Linked DNA regions of Mus musculus: region 1 is linked to region 2. A link is a loop called in an ENCODE intact Hi-C map of the cell type or tissue named here. Cell type or tissue: heart. All regions are shown on one strand.

Region 1 (8,000 bases), 200 kb before region 2:
CACTATAATTGTGTTGGGTTTTTTTGAATGACACCTCACACCTCTATGGTGAGATCTGGGAAGGGGCCTGCCAAGCACTCATTTCCTCTAAAAACTATTCTGCACAGCAACAATATACTCATACTTACAGAAGTCCTGCTTGGTCAGACATCACAGCCCCAACCCCACCCCAGCCCCGCCCTGCCCCAGCCCTACCTCACCCCAACCCCAACCCCCCCAGCCCCATCCCCACCTCAGCCCCGCCCCCAGCCCCACCCCCACCTCAGCCCCACCCCACCCCACCCTCACCCCAGGGCTTCTGTGCTTGGGTACACATGCTGCCTCACTCCTTCTGAGCCTTTGACATTTCCATACTGCAGAGTTTACCAGGAAAGTGCGAGAACACACTTGATCATTTCCGGTGGAACAAACCAGATCTATCATGGTCTCCTTACAGTTTGAATGAAAACAATCAAATTGCGAGTCATATATATATATATATATATATATATATATATATATATATATATATGAATGTTCTTTGTTCCATTAAGCTGTTATTTTTAAAACTCAAAACAAATTATTGAAGTTCATTTATAAGATTGAGTTGGTCAGGTGAATTAAACGTTATAAGATTTTATTGCCTAGAGACACTCACTTCAGGATTTGTTCAAGATCAATACTTTGGCTTTGCAAAACGGAGGGGTTTTGCAAAGTTGAAGCGATTTACAAACATATAAATGTGTGCATAGTAACATTTTGTCAGTGATCTCCTCGAGTTTGATTCTTCTAGGTAGTATGGCTTACTGCTATTGTCTCAGTGCACGAGCACTGGTGCCCCCTCTACAGTAATATAACTTAATGCTGACGTTCTGGGAACATACCCCGACTGATGGCACACGAGTGTAATCTGGTAGAAACTTCTAACGTCAGCAGTGGAGACATTATATGAATATGAGTATAAGTTGCACTGTCATAAGATAGCAACATCATTTAAGTTTCCGCTCCCCTACCCCTTCCCTCCTCTCCTCCCCCTCTCGGCCTCTCTGTCTTGTGTGGCACTGGGGATGAAACTCGGGCCTAGGACGGCTGGGAAGGCACTCTATCGCTGAGTTATGAGTTAAAACTTAGCAGGATTTCAATAGTTTTGCAGATTTTTGTAAACCTAGATATCTGTGTGTGTGAATGAGACTGTCATGTCAGTAAATCATGAATGACTTAACTCAGGAAAGCCAAGCAGGGAACCCTGGCTTCTCCCCACCAGAGCTCCATTCCACTGCATGCGCTATTGCTATTCTTTTTGAATTATGAGCGTGAATCACTTGAATGGCTCTTGACCATAACTAAGATGACCTAAGTTTGCTTTCTATCCCTAATAATAATTATGCTTCATCTAATTACTATCATCATCTCATCATCCTCTCTCCTCCGTAGATCAGTAACTGGACCAATTCCCCAAAGGTCTACTCTCTCCTTCCTCTCATCCACATTTTCTTCTTTTGCAGATTGGATTTGAGGCCCCTTCTCCCCAGGGACAGTCTGCAGCCTTGGGGAGTGGGGGTGGGGCTGATCCTGAGCCAGCTCGCCACGTCTTCTCCTTCTCCTGGTTGAATTCCCTAAATGAATAATATTTATTCTCGTTGCTGCCCCCTGTCTGCCTGGCTGAGAAGCACATAGGCAGCAGGAAACAGGTGGAAATTCACCACGATTCATATGAAGGGGACCTCTGGACAGGATTTCTGAAAGCAAAACAAAACAATACAACACCACCACCCTTTAATTCCAGATGACTTATCTCACTCATTGAGAAAATGATTATGCTCAGAACAAAATTACAGAAAATACTCTTCTGAAGAAACTTGATCTTCTGCAAATCTTTCATTTGTGTGAGAAACCTTCTGAAGGTTGTGTAGGTGTGGTGCATGCCTGTGTATCAGCCATAAGTGCCAAGTGGTAACAAAGTGGCAGAACACTCTCCCAGCCTCCCTCAGGCTTCTGGTTATTTTAGGACGCTTGTGCCTTTTGCTTTTCTCCTTAGCATTGCAGGTGGTAGGTGATGTTCAGTGTCAGTTCCAAACTGACCGATTTATCAAAATATGGAGATTGGTCACTGACCAAAGCTATGTAGGGCACTGTAGAGGTTCCTTTCCCTATGGATGCCATGGGTGCGCAGACAGGACTTTCCTTTACATGTGGCCACACGTCCATAGTCCAGAAGGCCAAAAATCTAGGGCAACTCTTTTGACATTTTTCTAACCTTATTTACATATCTCATAATCATATCCATGTATTAGGCATTTTAATTGAATTTCAAAGAGGAGCTGTCTACTTTCTTAAGTGTCCTGCCATAGCAGCAATCTGATAATCTGTGGAGCAACTGCATGGATTTAAGTATACACACAATTCTCCCCCTGTGTGCCTTCTCTCTCTCTCTCTCTCCCCCTCTCTCCCTCTGTCTCTTCTCTCCCCCTCTGTCTCTCCCTCCTTTCCTTTCTTCCTCCTTCCCTCCCTCCCTCCCCCCCCCCCCGGTCTCTCTCTCTCCTCTCTCCTTCCTTGCCTTCATCACATAAGTGTAACTTTACTTTAAATGAACTATTAAATAAATGTTTTTAAGAACTTCAGTCTCCCAGCAATTTATTCAGTGATTCATGTTTTATTATTAAGCCATTAATCAAGCATATTTCCAGGGCCTCAAGAGAAGTGCCATCTTCATATATACAAATTAATTTAAAAGTATTAATTATGGAACTAAAATTTTTAGGGTGGTAACTAAACTACTAAAGCAAACGTATTAAAATTAGAAGTGCTGTTTAATTTTAGAAGCAAATAACAGGCCTACAGGTTGCAGTTATTAGGACTGGGATAGAGAGAAATGTGAAAGGTATTTGTGTAGCTATTTTTTTTTAAGAAAAAATTTCCCAAGTGACCTTTCACTGAAAATATGTTTATTTACTTGAGATGCTTGCATTCTTAAGTTTCTCCTATCTAGGCTGGTGAGTAGTACAGTGGGTACAGGCTTGCTCTTGGGCCTAAAGAACCCAGTTCAGGTCCTAGGACTCACATGGTAGGAGGAGTCTGACCTTCTCCAGTTGTCCTCTGACCTCCACCCACTTCCCATGAGGCCCACACTTCCTCGGTCCTCAGCTAATTAGGCTTGCGTGTTATTTCCACTGTGATCAAGTTTTAGAGGTGGGAGGAACCTCTAAAATTATTTAATTTAATCTCAGAAGGGAAGTCTGAGAGGTACAGAGGAAAGCCCAGGACAAATTACAGGGCCAATGTAAGCTATGTGACAAATGTTCCTATCTTTAAGAGAAAATAAAATGTAGGGTGTTTTGTTGAGGGGCAAGTTGTTTGTTGTGCTGTTTTTATGTCTTGTGCTGGGGCCATTTCTGTATGCACACTGAAGAGGAAAAATAAAGCCACAGCAACCTTTGCAGATTTTATTAAAAATATATTTAACGTTCTCTTACACAACCAAATTGACCAAGAATCAGAAAGATGTTTTATTACTGAAACATTTACAAGAAAAAGTTGATTCAAAGAGCTTACACATTTCGTCCTAGCCACCCCTCAAGAATGAATTCTCTTCCACTGCAGCTCCAAATAAAAACAACTGGATGACTCCCATCTGCTTTTTCAAAGGTTTCCTCCTTGGGGCCACATTTTCTTTAAGATATCGCTATAAAGACGCTTATTTGCACATAGAAATTAAGCATGGGCAATACAAATAACGCTGTTTTGTTACGACACAGAAATACACTTTGTGCATGCTAATTAAGGGGTATATAGGCTCTCTCCCTGTACATCTTCTATGCTTCAAGCTATATAAAAATAAACAAATGATATCGGAGCTGCGATATGGTACAGAATACTGTGTTTTAAATTTTTATTTTTACTTGTGTGCTAAATGCAGAATCGTTTTGGCCAAGCGCAACATTTCATTTCCCGATAATCTCCATCAGTTTCCTGTTGCTGTGAGCTTGCTGAGCTAACTGCTCTGCCCGGGCCATTTCCAAGACTTCCCGCAGAAGGTGGAAGGTGAGATCCAGAGAGATGGGCGGCTCCTCCGACCGCCTCTCCCTCTCCAGCGCCCCCTGGTGGCCACCGAGGGCATCCTCGGCGCCGCGTTCGGCCGGCTCCGCGCGGCTGTCGAGCGAGCGCTGAGGCATCTGCAGCTGCTGCAGCAACACGCGGAAAAAGTTAGCCGCAGCCTGGTCGTGCGAGGGGCGGCTGCCGCGACCCGCGGTGAGGGGCGTGGAGTTGGGGGACAGCCGAGCAGCGGGACTTCTGTTGAGATTCCCCAGGCGGAGGAAGTATTCTTCACCCATGCGGATCAGAACCGGCTGAGGTTGCTGGGGCTGCTCCGGCTGCAAGAAATTCAAGGGCTGCGGGGCCCGCGGCGCTCGGGGGACGGATCCCCTGCTGAGCAGGGCCCTGCAAGGCAGGCAGGACGACAGAGCCACCAGCAGCATGCCCGCGGACACCAGCAGCCGCAGCCGCATGTTAGGGGCGCTCTCTGAAGCACCGAGGTTGAGGTCGGGGGAGAGAGAAGGTGGGGGAGAAAGGTAAGATTGGTCAGAGTTTAGCTCAGCTGGAAGGTGCAGCGGGGCTTCCTATCGGACACCCACAGACAAGACAGGCTCTAGGCTTCGGTGACGCTGTCCGCGGTGCTGAAGCTAGGTACCTGCAAAGCTCAACTGGTGCGAGCCCGCGGTGACCCTTCTTTGGAGACCTAGAAGGGACAACCCCTGGCTCCTCTTCCTAAGGACCTCCCAAACGTCTTCCCTAAACCGACTTCCCTGAGCCCGGACAAGTGCCACAGGTTTAAGCTGTCGCACACCCTAATCGCCCCCTTTCGGACATCCTTTTCTGCCAAATTGAGAACAACCTTCTCTGTCTCCATTCCTGCCCTTACTCCGTTTGCTTGGGGACATGGGATGCAATAGGGGAGCCATTCTTTGCACAGACTATGAGCAGTGAGTGGCAGATTGGATTGAGTGGATAAAGATGAGCAGCCGCCGTCTAACTTCGCTTTTTCAAATCGCCACTGTCATCGGAATTTTAAGGCACAGTTAGCGACACACATACATGCATAGGCACAGGCATTCCAGCACATGGGCAGCTGGCTCCGGGGCTCACCACAGCAGCTCAGGCAGCACAAAGTTGGTGGCGCCCGTCTAGGCGCTGCCTACCTTCTCCTCCCTTGGTAGGTGAGCCCGCACTGCTGCCTCTGCAGAGGGACTTCTCTCAGGATGCCTCCTGCAGGTTTTCTTCCTCTTCTCCTTTCTCTTCTTTTTTTCTTTTGCCTTTTCCCTTTCTCTTCAGTCTCTCAACGTACTTGGGCTCTGAGTTTCTCCACACCAGAGCCTGGAGTGAGATTTTATAATGTCGACCCTCTTCAGAAAGCACGCAGCATTTGCCTAATAAGCTGACGCTCTCTTGACAGCTCGATTGCGTGCTGCCTCTGCTCCTGCATAAATAATAGGGCCCTGCCAAGGAGCGAGGGACAGAGTTCTGCTATTTCAACACTGAATCTCACATCCAATTATATCAACAGATATTTATCGCCTCCTTGGTGACGTCAACGAGCCCGAAAATGGAAGGGTTTCTTATGACTTGTCCATTGACAAAAATTTTTGAATGAGACTATCCAAGTGTGGAAAACAGACTGACCTCTTACTATGATAGGCCAGATACGGACCAGAAAAGAGACAGAGAGTGGGAGGGGAAAGAAGAAGAGGTGGGGAGTGCAGAGCTTCCAAGAAGGTAGTTACCATTAAAGGGGTGGATCTGGACATTTCCTGGTGCCTCAGCACCCCCACCTAACTCTTCTGTCAGGTTGTCCTCTCAGGAAACATCTCAGTATCTGAAATCTGTCGTTACTATGGCCTGCCATCTTTCTGCCTGGAGGAGAATGAAGAACTAGGGGACAGAGACAACCAGGTCTGAGTTTTTATCCACTTAGCCCTCCCAAGAGCATACATAGGAATTATGGAGCTGAAGACAAGGCCAGTACGTTTTTTTGAAACCAGCTTAGTGTTTTCCTTCACAAGAAAAGAGCTATTCTAACGAGGAAGGCCATAAACAAAGTCTCTTAAAAGCCTCAGTTTCAAGTGAATCTCAGGCCTCCTATGGTTCTCTTAGAATCTAAAGTTAATCAGGACTGTTCCCCCAAGAAGAGCAGGGTGAGCTGTGTATATTAAACACTCTGTTCGGAGTCTACACCGCAAACCCAATGAGAGAGGCATTGTTCTCTTGTGTTGAAAAAACTTAAGCTGTTTGATAGCCTGAAAAAAAATCAGTTATTGAGTCTGTAAATGAGAATCATTCATTTCACCTCCGTGTACTGTGAAACCATGATGGTATGCAGAGCAAACCACTCAAGTTATTTATTATGTGTTCTGTTCTTTTCTCCACATTCAAATGTGCACCACAAGTGTCTTTAGTTATTGCTTTCTGGCACTATTATAGAACACAATGCCATGTCTATAAATCTACTCTCAAATTTTGAGTTGAATGGAGATTATGTCTAAGTGGGAAGTAGTTACCTTTAATCCTGCAATTCAAGATGCTGTTACAAACTCTAGTGTCTGGGATTCGCTTCAGCTGCTTCATAACCACCACTACTGTTTATCCAAAATTTCCTGTTCCCTGTTTCTGGTTATGTCTGCCATTTTCTCTGTCACAAGTAATGCAATGCAGATTTCCACCCCTGTTTGGGGCCTGTACTAATTGATAACTCTTCTTGAAACAAGAGGAAGGTGTTTTCACACTGGAGGTTGCAGAAAAGTCAGCTCATAGGTGAATGAATGGGATGCATTTCTGATAGAAGAGAACACAGGAAGGATTCTGTCCACAGGAGAAGTGTGATTCATTAATAAATAATGATCAAATTGTGCTTTAGAGGAAAAGTGGGTTTACATTGACCAGGAGGCCTGCAGAACCTTCACTATTGTTACAGTGGGCATTTTAGAGGTTAAAATTCACCTCAGTGTTTGGGATTTTTGTTTGTTGGTCTCTGTTTTGTTTTAACTTTCATTCCTGACCAATTCTTTGCCCATTCATAAAGTTCAGCTTAAGTGCCAGTCTGGAGAGGGAAAGGAGGCCAATGAGTCCTGAAGAGGAAGTAAGAGAGAGACATGCCTATGGGCTTTCCAGGAGAAGTCAGGGAGGGTCCCTGGGGGAAGAAGTGGCACACATGGGCTCTTGCTAACCTCCTGGCCCTCAAGATCCCTCCCATCGGACCATCAGGAGACGTGTTTTTACTCGGGCTCCACTATTGCTGTTGAGCCTTTGCCACGGGGCTTACCTGGAATATAAATTGTGAAGTACCATAATTTACTGAAGCAAATCTCAGAGAACTCGTGTTAGAAATGCTCGCTTGGCTTAAATGAGAACCAGAGGGAATCTGAAGTTACTCAGCGAGTGATAAAGTCAGAACAAGAACCCAGTTCTTTACTGCTGGCCTCACTATTTACACAGCATCACGGCATCCTTTGTGCTTTCTTTCCCAGCACAGGCACACGAATGAGCAGAGACGAGTGGACGAGGTGGAGCAACACACATATCAGCTCTTGGAGGCCTTTTCGTGGGGTTTCCTTTTATTCCCAAGGCACAAGAACACAGAAATTCTTTGTGCAGTGCCCCTTGGCTTTAAATGTCTGTATGTGCACACTGCTATTTTCATGTTAGCTGAATCTTGTGATGTGAGGTTTTTCAGTGCACTGATGCACCTAAAAATGAAAATGCAAAATAAAAATTCACACAAAAATAAAAGAATTAATTTTATCTTTTTATAGAATATAGGGAGTAGGGAGGATTCTTGAAATTATGTCATTGATGTGTGATTACAGACATAACAATGTAGATATGATCTACACAAGACACTAATAATCTCTATTACAAGACTCACACCAAGAGATAGCACTTCACTTACTGAAAGGAATCATAAAAGGACCAACACAAATGCTTTTATATCCTAGAAACACTGTTCAAGAAATATGGGCACCAAGTAGTGA
Region 2 (8,000 bases):
GACAATGGTACAGTGTTTGTTAGCTATGCTGCCTGCTTCTCCACTAACTACACATCTAGTAGCTATGCCTTCATTGTTTCTTTTTAAAACAATGGATTTTTAGTATAGATTTCTGACTAAAGCTGAAGCAAATTTTGTCTATGATTAAGAAATTTTTCAACAGCAGAGCTGGAGAGATGCTTAGTGGGGAAGAGCATTTGCTGAGCAGGCACAAACATTTGAGTCTGAATACACAGAACTGACTTAGAAAGTCACTGTGGCTGAGTACTGTGTATGCCTGTAATCTCAAAGCTGTGTGAAGAGTGATTAGGAGGATCCCTGGGGTTTGCCTGTCAGCAGTCTACATCCAGGTTCTGTGAGAGATACTGTCTCTCAGAAATAAGTTGAGAATCATAGAATAAGACACACCGTGTCTTCCTATAGCATGGTTCTCAACCTATTGCTCATGACCCTTCTGAGGGTTGAACAACCCTTTCACAAGAGTTGCCAAAGACCACTGGCAAAACACATTTTTATATTACGATTTATAGCAGTAGCAAAATTACAGTTATGAAGTGGCAACAAAAATAATTTTATGGTTGGAGGTCACAACATAAGGAACAACAGCATTCAGAAGATTGTCCTATGGCCTTGACTGAGTTAGGGTTTCCATTGGTGTAAAGAGACACCATGACCATGGCCACTCCTATAAAAGAAAACATTTAACCAGGGCTGGCTTACAGTTTCAGAGGTTCAGTCCATTATCATCATGGCAGGAAACAGCACGGAGCAGGAAGATATGGTGCTGAAGGAACTAAGAGTTATACATCTTGATCATCAGGAAGCAGAAGAACTTTATGCTACACTAAGTATAGCTTGAGTATTGTAGACCACAAATTCCCCCCAGACAGTGACACACTTCCTCCAACAAGACCACACTTACTCCAACAAGGCCATACCTCTTAATAATACCACATTCAAACACATGAGTCTATGAGGGTCAGCCCTATTTAAACCATCATAGGCCTACACATAAACACGCACACACACCACATACATACAGCAATTAATTTTAAAAATTCTTCATTCAAGTATTTCCAAGATAAAACTATGAATCAGCAAAATTGAACCATGTGCAAATAATTTAAGTAGTATAAGAGCTCTTAGCTAATATTTTATCAACTTAACTGGTATACTAAATTTTGGGGACAAAAAAAATATTCACTGCAGATTCAAAAATTGCCAGAACCATTCTTAATAATTCCCACCATCAAAAAGGTAGGAAATTGAACAGCATTGAGAAAGAGAGGTCCAATGTGAGTTCAATTCCCAGAACCCCCCAAAATTGTCCTCTAATCTCCATATGTGTGCAATAGCACAGATATGCCCATATACACAACAAATAAATTAGTTTCATTTCTTAGGGAAAAAAGTAAAACTACATTGATGCCATTTTAAAGACTGATAAAATTGTTTTAAGAACTAGCTGTACTAATCAAAGTAACCGTGTGTTGAGATGGTGAAAAGTATTAATTTAATGTCCTTAAACATCTTATCCCTTTTCATGGTGAAGTGGGGACAAGAAACAGAAAACCTCATTTAATGGGCTGGAGAGATGGCTCAAGAGGTTAAGAGCACTGACTGTTATTCTAAAGGTCCCGAGTTCAAATCCCAGCAACCACATGGTGGACCACAACCATCCATAATGAGATCTGACACCCTCTTCCCATGTGTCTGAAGACAGCTACAGTCTACTTACATATAACAATAAATAAATCTTTAAAAAAAAATAACCTCATTTGATGAGAAAGGTCACAAAGCTGTCACTCTTCATTACATTCCCCCTTTAGAGATCTAGAGACAGTTAAATGAAAAGTAAGAGTGTGTAGAACAAGTGAGGCGAGTACTCTGACTTATAACTACCAGTGACTTGAAGCCAGGTGATAAACAAACAGGACCCAGGTTAGTCATGAGCCTGCCATGTGCAAAAGAAGCATGTGCTCTGGCCACACTCATGGAATTCCATGGGGAAGCTTCAGGAAAACTTTCGAGGTTCTCAATAGAACCAAGGGAGCTCATGGAACTGGAAGACAGCTCTCTGAGGCAAGCTGTTGGGTTTTGATAGCCACAAAGGTTATATGGTGTCTACAGAGGGCTAGGGGTGTGTCAAAATCAGCTAGAAACTGGTGTTGCTTGCAAAGTAGAAGGATGATCTAGAGAAGGAGATAGAAGAGATCCAGGCTAGGATCAGGTAAGGCCATGGCAGTGGGGATGGGAAGGACATAATATACAGGCACAAGCTACCGAGCCTTTTGTTGGGCCCTATTTGGCCTTGGTTTGGGCTCAATTTTTGAGACCCGTCATTCTCCTCCACTTGAGAATGACTCAGCACGACCTACCAACCTGATTGAGACTGCCTCTGCCTAGCTACTGCTGATGTAGGCCCCGTGAGATAACCCCACACCCCTCGTCATTTCACTCCATCACATATGTCATCTCACCCCATATCCCTACCCCCACCTCCTTGCCTTCTCTATATAAGCAAGTATCTAGTTTAATAAAGTGAGTTTCTGCTTTGACAACACTCCTGGCCCAGGTGTGTTTGTTTGGGGCCATCAACACTCACCATCCCACTCAGCCTCAGAGAGGCTGAAGTGAGCTCTCTCCTCTCGCCTGGACCTGCTAGCAGAGAGCCAACAGGCTTTTGAACTGATTAGATATGGAGATAGGAAAAGTTAAAGATGAACTTGCCATCATCAGAGCAAGTTACTAGATAGGATGAATATGACATAACCTGGGACTATTGTCGATACGGTATTCCCAATGGCAGGGTTCCTCGGGCAGCAAAGGCCATGAGGAAGAGGATGAGAGGATGACAGAAGGAGGAGCAACTTTGGGGGAAGCTTTGTGCTGTGTAGTTTTAGACATCTGGTCTAGCATCAAGAGGTTACAGTTAAAGGAATATAGTGGCTCCTTCCTGTAATCCCAGAATTTGGAAAGAAGAGGCAGGGAAATCAATTCCAAGACCATCCTTAGCCATAGAGAAAATTTAGAGAGATATACAAAACAAAAATAATTTGAATGACTCCCTATGCAACTAAGGCTGGCCATGAATACCTGACCCTCTGCCTCTATCTCTAGAGTGCTGGGGTTATAGGCATATGCCATACCCAGTTTAGTCTGCATTTTAAAATGTCTATTTAAGGGGGGATGGGGAAGGCAGTGAAGGAGTAAGACAACAACAACGGTACTTGTATGAAAGCACTATACTAAAAACTGTTACATTGTATTCTAACTGAAAACTTGGCTTTAGAAATGAGGCTGGGTACGGTGTTGCATGTCTATAATGCTAGTCCTTGGGAGAGAGGTAGAAGATCAAGAATTCAAGGCCTCATCAGATGCATTTGAAGTTTGAGTTCTGCTTCAACCTCATGTGATCTAGATTAGAAAACTTCAGTAAAAGTCTACTAATATGATTCAAACAACAACAACAACAAAATGTTTGCATGACATCACACTGAAAACGCGCCCATTGTAACACCAGGGTCATTATGCCGATAGCACTCATATTCCCTTGGTGTCTCACCTTATTAAGTCAATTCACCTTCTAGGTCTGCCTTTTCATCAGTGAAAATAACAGCAGATCTCATCTATTGAGAACTTTCTCAGTACCAGTTATTAACTAAGGTTCCATATTTACCAATGTATTAACAGAACTAGAGTAAAACACTTATCAAAGTAAATGACAGTAAACAGTAAATTGAGACAGGTATAATGCGGCCTTAGATTCCCAAGCCACCACAAGTATTGAATTAAAAACGGATAGCCAGTTTTCACTGGTATCTTAGCCTTCCTTAACGTACACATTTAAAACAGTCCTGGATGAGGAGTACTATTAGAGTCACCACCTTACACGATTTTTCAATCTTAACTAAGTATCTCAGGATCAAATAGTGGCACAGCCGTAACTGGAACCTAAGCTTGCAACCACCCAGCACAGCCGAGAAGCCTGCCCTAAGTCGCAAAACAATCAATCTTTAAGTGTATCCGTGGAATCGCTCACTCCTAGGGCGCAAAGACCTGGCTATGACTCTGGGGAGATAATTTGTCTCGCCCCAAACACTTTTGTAATTGATTTACCCGCAGTGTGTATGCATACTACCTCTGTAAACAACAAAGCTAGCAGCCCCAGAAGTTTGGGAAGCCCGCGCGTCCTACCGCGACCACTCCCCGCCCCGCTGCACTCTGGGAAACGTAGTCCTAGCCAGTCTCTGAGCCTTTTAGTCTTCATACAGTGAACCCTCAGCGCCTGTAAGGCCACATTCGGTTGCGAATCCGGGGCCGGCCTCTAAGCACATCAGCTCTCCAATGCCGCCCTCTGCTGGCCTTTCCCTTACCACACATTGCTAACCGGCTCCACGTACCCCGGAAATAAACTCTTCTTTTCCGGATTAAGAGTCCAGAGGTCCGTCTGTGGTTTGGGGGTATTTGGGTGCCCCTGGAATGAAGTACGTTCTGAAGTATGCTGCACCGAAGTGAGGGGACCGGGAGTCATGGAGGGCCAGAGCGCAGAGATGCTGCAGGCCAGGTGGAGGCGGAGAAGTTGCAGCGCCTCCCAGTGCACAAAGAGCTGGAGCAAGAATTCGACCTTGGCACCCTACCGGCTCCGGACCGCACTCCCGGACAGGCCGAGCTGCCGGCCTTGGCGCGGGACAGCACGCAGCTGCTCATCACCGTGCTGCTGCCGACCGTGCGCTGGGGGAGGCGGTGGTAGCGCGCTTGCCGGTGCCCTCCACTCGCTTGCCCCGCGGGAAGCTGCTATCCGTGCCGCGGCTGCTCACCCGCTGGCAGCAGTTCGCGCGTCATCAGAGCATCCACCCAAGAAGACCACTTTCTTGTGGGACGAGGTGAGTGGCCAGTGACGGTGCTGATTGGACTGCAAGCTCGCCCGGAACCACAGTATGGAATGGCTGATAAATGTGCCTGGGGGCACCCGACCCCATGGAAGCAGATTTAGGCCAAGAAGGAACGCGTGGCCAAGAACGAGCTAAAACGACCGCGGATCCGAGTGCACAAGATGTAGATGCCCAACTCAGTCGGCCTGCACCCAACGAGACACCTGAGTAAGGAGGAGCTGGTCTGCGCCCAGCAAGTGGCCAGTGACTCCACCGCTGCAGTGGGACGCTTCCAGGAGCGCCTCTCTAAGGAGAAGACGCCCCTAGAGCCCCGGAAGAAGAGGAAGTTTTAGTCCCTCTTTGAGGACTTTGTGACCGAGAAAATGACCAGTTGGAGCTACTGAAAGTCAAGAACAGCAAGAAGCCTCATCAGGATGTGAGGGGGCGCATCAACAAGCAGATGAGAGAAGAGGAAAATGAGCCAGAAAGGCGAAGAGAAAGGGGATCCAGCAAAGATCTTTGAGTAAGAGCAGGGGCTGGAGAGATGGCTTAGCAGTTAAGAGCACTGACTTCCCTTCCAGAGGTCCTGAGTTCAATTCCCAGCAACCACATGGTGGCTAAATAATAAATAATAAATCTAAAAAAAAAAAAGCATTCCAGGCAGCCTGCTCTAGGTGACAAGAAGAAAGAAGAATTGTACCAAGGAAGCAGTGTTCTCCCCATTGATCCTGTTCTGCCAAGCTGCAGGCTGGTGCAGGAGGTGGCCGCCACCCTCGTTGAGCTTGACATTGAAGGGACAGGTTTGCCTCCCTTCACGTCAGTGCTGGACTATGCTTTTCCCACAACAGAGACATTGGCTGGAACTTATAGCTCTAATTTGAGAACATGAGATTTGTAGAAATAATATGGTCAGAACCAGGAATAACTTAACAGCCTGCTTTTTTATCTTGACTTTGTATATTGGGTTGATGAGATTTCTGAAGTATAGTAGATTGGTCTCAACATTTTCGCATTATTTTTGTAGCAGCTTGTGTATGTATCAAAGCAGGGAGAATGGGGAAAACTATGTGATTTGCACGTATTATAAAAGATATGCTGATACCTGGTGTTAATTTTAACTTTTACTGTAGGTAGAAGTTGTTGAACATGAAGCCAGTGACCTGGGTACCAATATATTGTGTGCTTAAAAAAAAAAATGGTTACAGGTAAGTCACTTGTATTAGGAAAACTCAGAAGTTTATTTAGTGCTAAGTATAGTATCGAAAGCACAGTACAATTGATGTTGGCCAAATGAACACATTGTTTTAAATGATAAATTGGAATTAACCTTGTTACTCCAGAAAATACTTGTCATTTTGTTTATAATCAGTGGCTTTTGTTGAATTGGCTTGGGTTTTAGATTTTAGCCCGTGCTGTGCTGGAATTCACTATGAAGCAGAGGCTGAACTGGAATTTGAGGCCTTATGGCTCTGTCCCAAGCGCTCCTCCCTCAATACTGGACTTTTTACTATGAATTTTCAGGAAATATTTATGCAAAGTAAGTTTATTAAGCTCAAATAAGTCATTGATATCAGGAAAAAACATTCAGACAGCAAAAAACTTGAAATCTCCTGCTGGATGTAGCTGCTCATTTGTAATCTCAGCACTTGGGCTTCCTATATTTTCAAATATTGGTTGTTCTTAAAAGTTATAGTCCCATAGCCAACCCAGGCTATTTAGCAGTGAGAGAATATATTTAGAGGGTAGTTTTCAGATAATATGCAAGCTAACTAGGACATAACATGGATTTATAAGCCTTTCTTAAGTTAGGATAGATAACAGAGTGTTCTATTTAATTGACGAAAATGCTGGACTGGGTGTTAGGTATATTTTGTACTTAATAAATTACAAAATGCTAATAGTTGTGCTCAATGTATATCTGAAAAAAAAAGAGCCTTTTAATTGGACAAAAAGTGGGGAAGTGCTGTGGATAGCCCTGGTACTGTTTGTATTTTGATGCTAATTCTGTTTCCCCTAGAGGGGTTGCCTGTGAATTGAGTGAATCATGCCCTCAGGTGACTTCATGTGAACCTTCCCCTAATGGATAAAGATTTCAAAGAACCAATCACTGAGCGAGTAGGCAGGACTCCGGGTCAGAGAAAGGGATGGTGGAAGAAGAGAGGAGACAGGAAAGTGGACACCAAAATGTAGGTAGAAGAGGCCCCAGTTTGGGTGGCAGATCCGTTGGGCTTCATTACGGGAGAATTTAACTTAGAAAGGCTTACACATTAGGACGCTAGTTGTTGCGCTCAGTGATTGTGTTGCCTTTTGATTCTAAGCTAAGATTATGTGGCGTTTTCCTTCATGTGGCGACTCAACTGAGTTCCAGTCCACCATGGCAACTTAGCAAGCTGGGTGGAGAGATTTTGGAGCTCAGATCAGAGGGTCTGCTGGGCTGAGAACAGGCCTGTCTGTTGGGTGTAAGTATCTGCTTCTGTCTTAGTCAGCTGGTAGTCAAAGGACAGCCATGCTAGACTCCTGTCTGTAAGCACATCATAGCATCAATAATAGTGCCAGACCTATTAGTGTCTCCCCCATGAGGTAGATCCCCAGTTGGGCTAGTCACTAGACTGCTTTTCCCTGTCTCTTCTCCATTTTTGTCCCTGCAGTTCTTTTAGACAGGAACAGCTCTGGGTCAGAAATTTTGACTGTGGGTTGATAACACCATCCCTCCTCTTGAGGCCCTGTCTATCTACTGGAGGCAGACTCTTCTAGTTCTGTCTCCTCACTGTTGGGCATTTTGGCTAAGGTCAGCTTCATTGAGTCCTGAGAGTCTCTCACCTTCCAGATACTTCCTAGAGGGTCTCCTCATCTCCCATCTTCTGAGGCTGCATATTTCCATTCCTTCTGCTGGTCCTCTGGGCTTCTCTTCTGTTTGTCTCCCCCATACATGATCATGATCCCCTTTTCTCCTCCCCCTCCCTCTGCTTTCTGTGATGATTTTCTTCCCCCTTCTAAGCTAGACTGAAGCATCATCATTGACCTTTTTGCTTGATAAACTCTGTGGCGTGTATCCTAGGTATTCTATATTTTTAGGCTAATATCCACTTATTAGTAAATACAATGTATATCCTTTTGGGTCTGGGT

The links. Peaks named below come from ENCODE experiments on the same cell type or tissue, not always from the same donor. Only the 100,000 strongest peaks of a DNase experiment are listed, where the experiment ranks them.
Region 1: it touches region 2 in a loop (7-fold over the local background); 28 of 42 quality-filtered maps call a loop at or near these places.

What each region holds. Positions count from the first base shown.
Region 1 is chr3:19,689,993-19,697,992 of GRCm38, forward strand. It overlaps Trim55 (tripartite motif-containing 55), which reads left to right. Exons shown (of 10, transcript NM_001081281.2): 10 at 1,485-2,592. The coding sequence ends at 1,607. Crh (corticotropin releasing hormone) reads right to left here and starts at 5,404. Exons shown (of 2, transcript NM_205769.3): 1 at 5,175-5,404; 2 at 3,409-4,498. The coding sequence starts at 4,484. The coding sequence ends at 3,921. Gm42189 (a long non-coding RNA gene) reads left to right here and starts at 4,281. Exons shown (of 3, transcript XR_880694.3): 1 at 4,281-4,547. In heart, CTCF peaks have their summits at 1,647, 4,077 (motif pointing left) and 4,290; a DNase peak (open chromatin) is centred at 4,579; H3K4me3 peaks cover 941 bases; H3K27ac peaks cover 390 bases; H3K27me3 peaks cover 777 bases.
Region 2 is chr3:19,890,450-19,898,449 of GRCm38, forward strand. It overlaps the pseudogene 4632415L05Rik. Among named protein-coding and RNA genes, the nearest start is that of Gm42190, 60 kb to the right of the region's middle. In heart, CTCF peaks have their summits at 4,376 (motif pointing left) and 4,579; a DNase peak (open chromatin) is centred at 4,342; H3K4me3 peaks cover 2,620 bases; H3K27ac peaks cover 1,716 bases.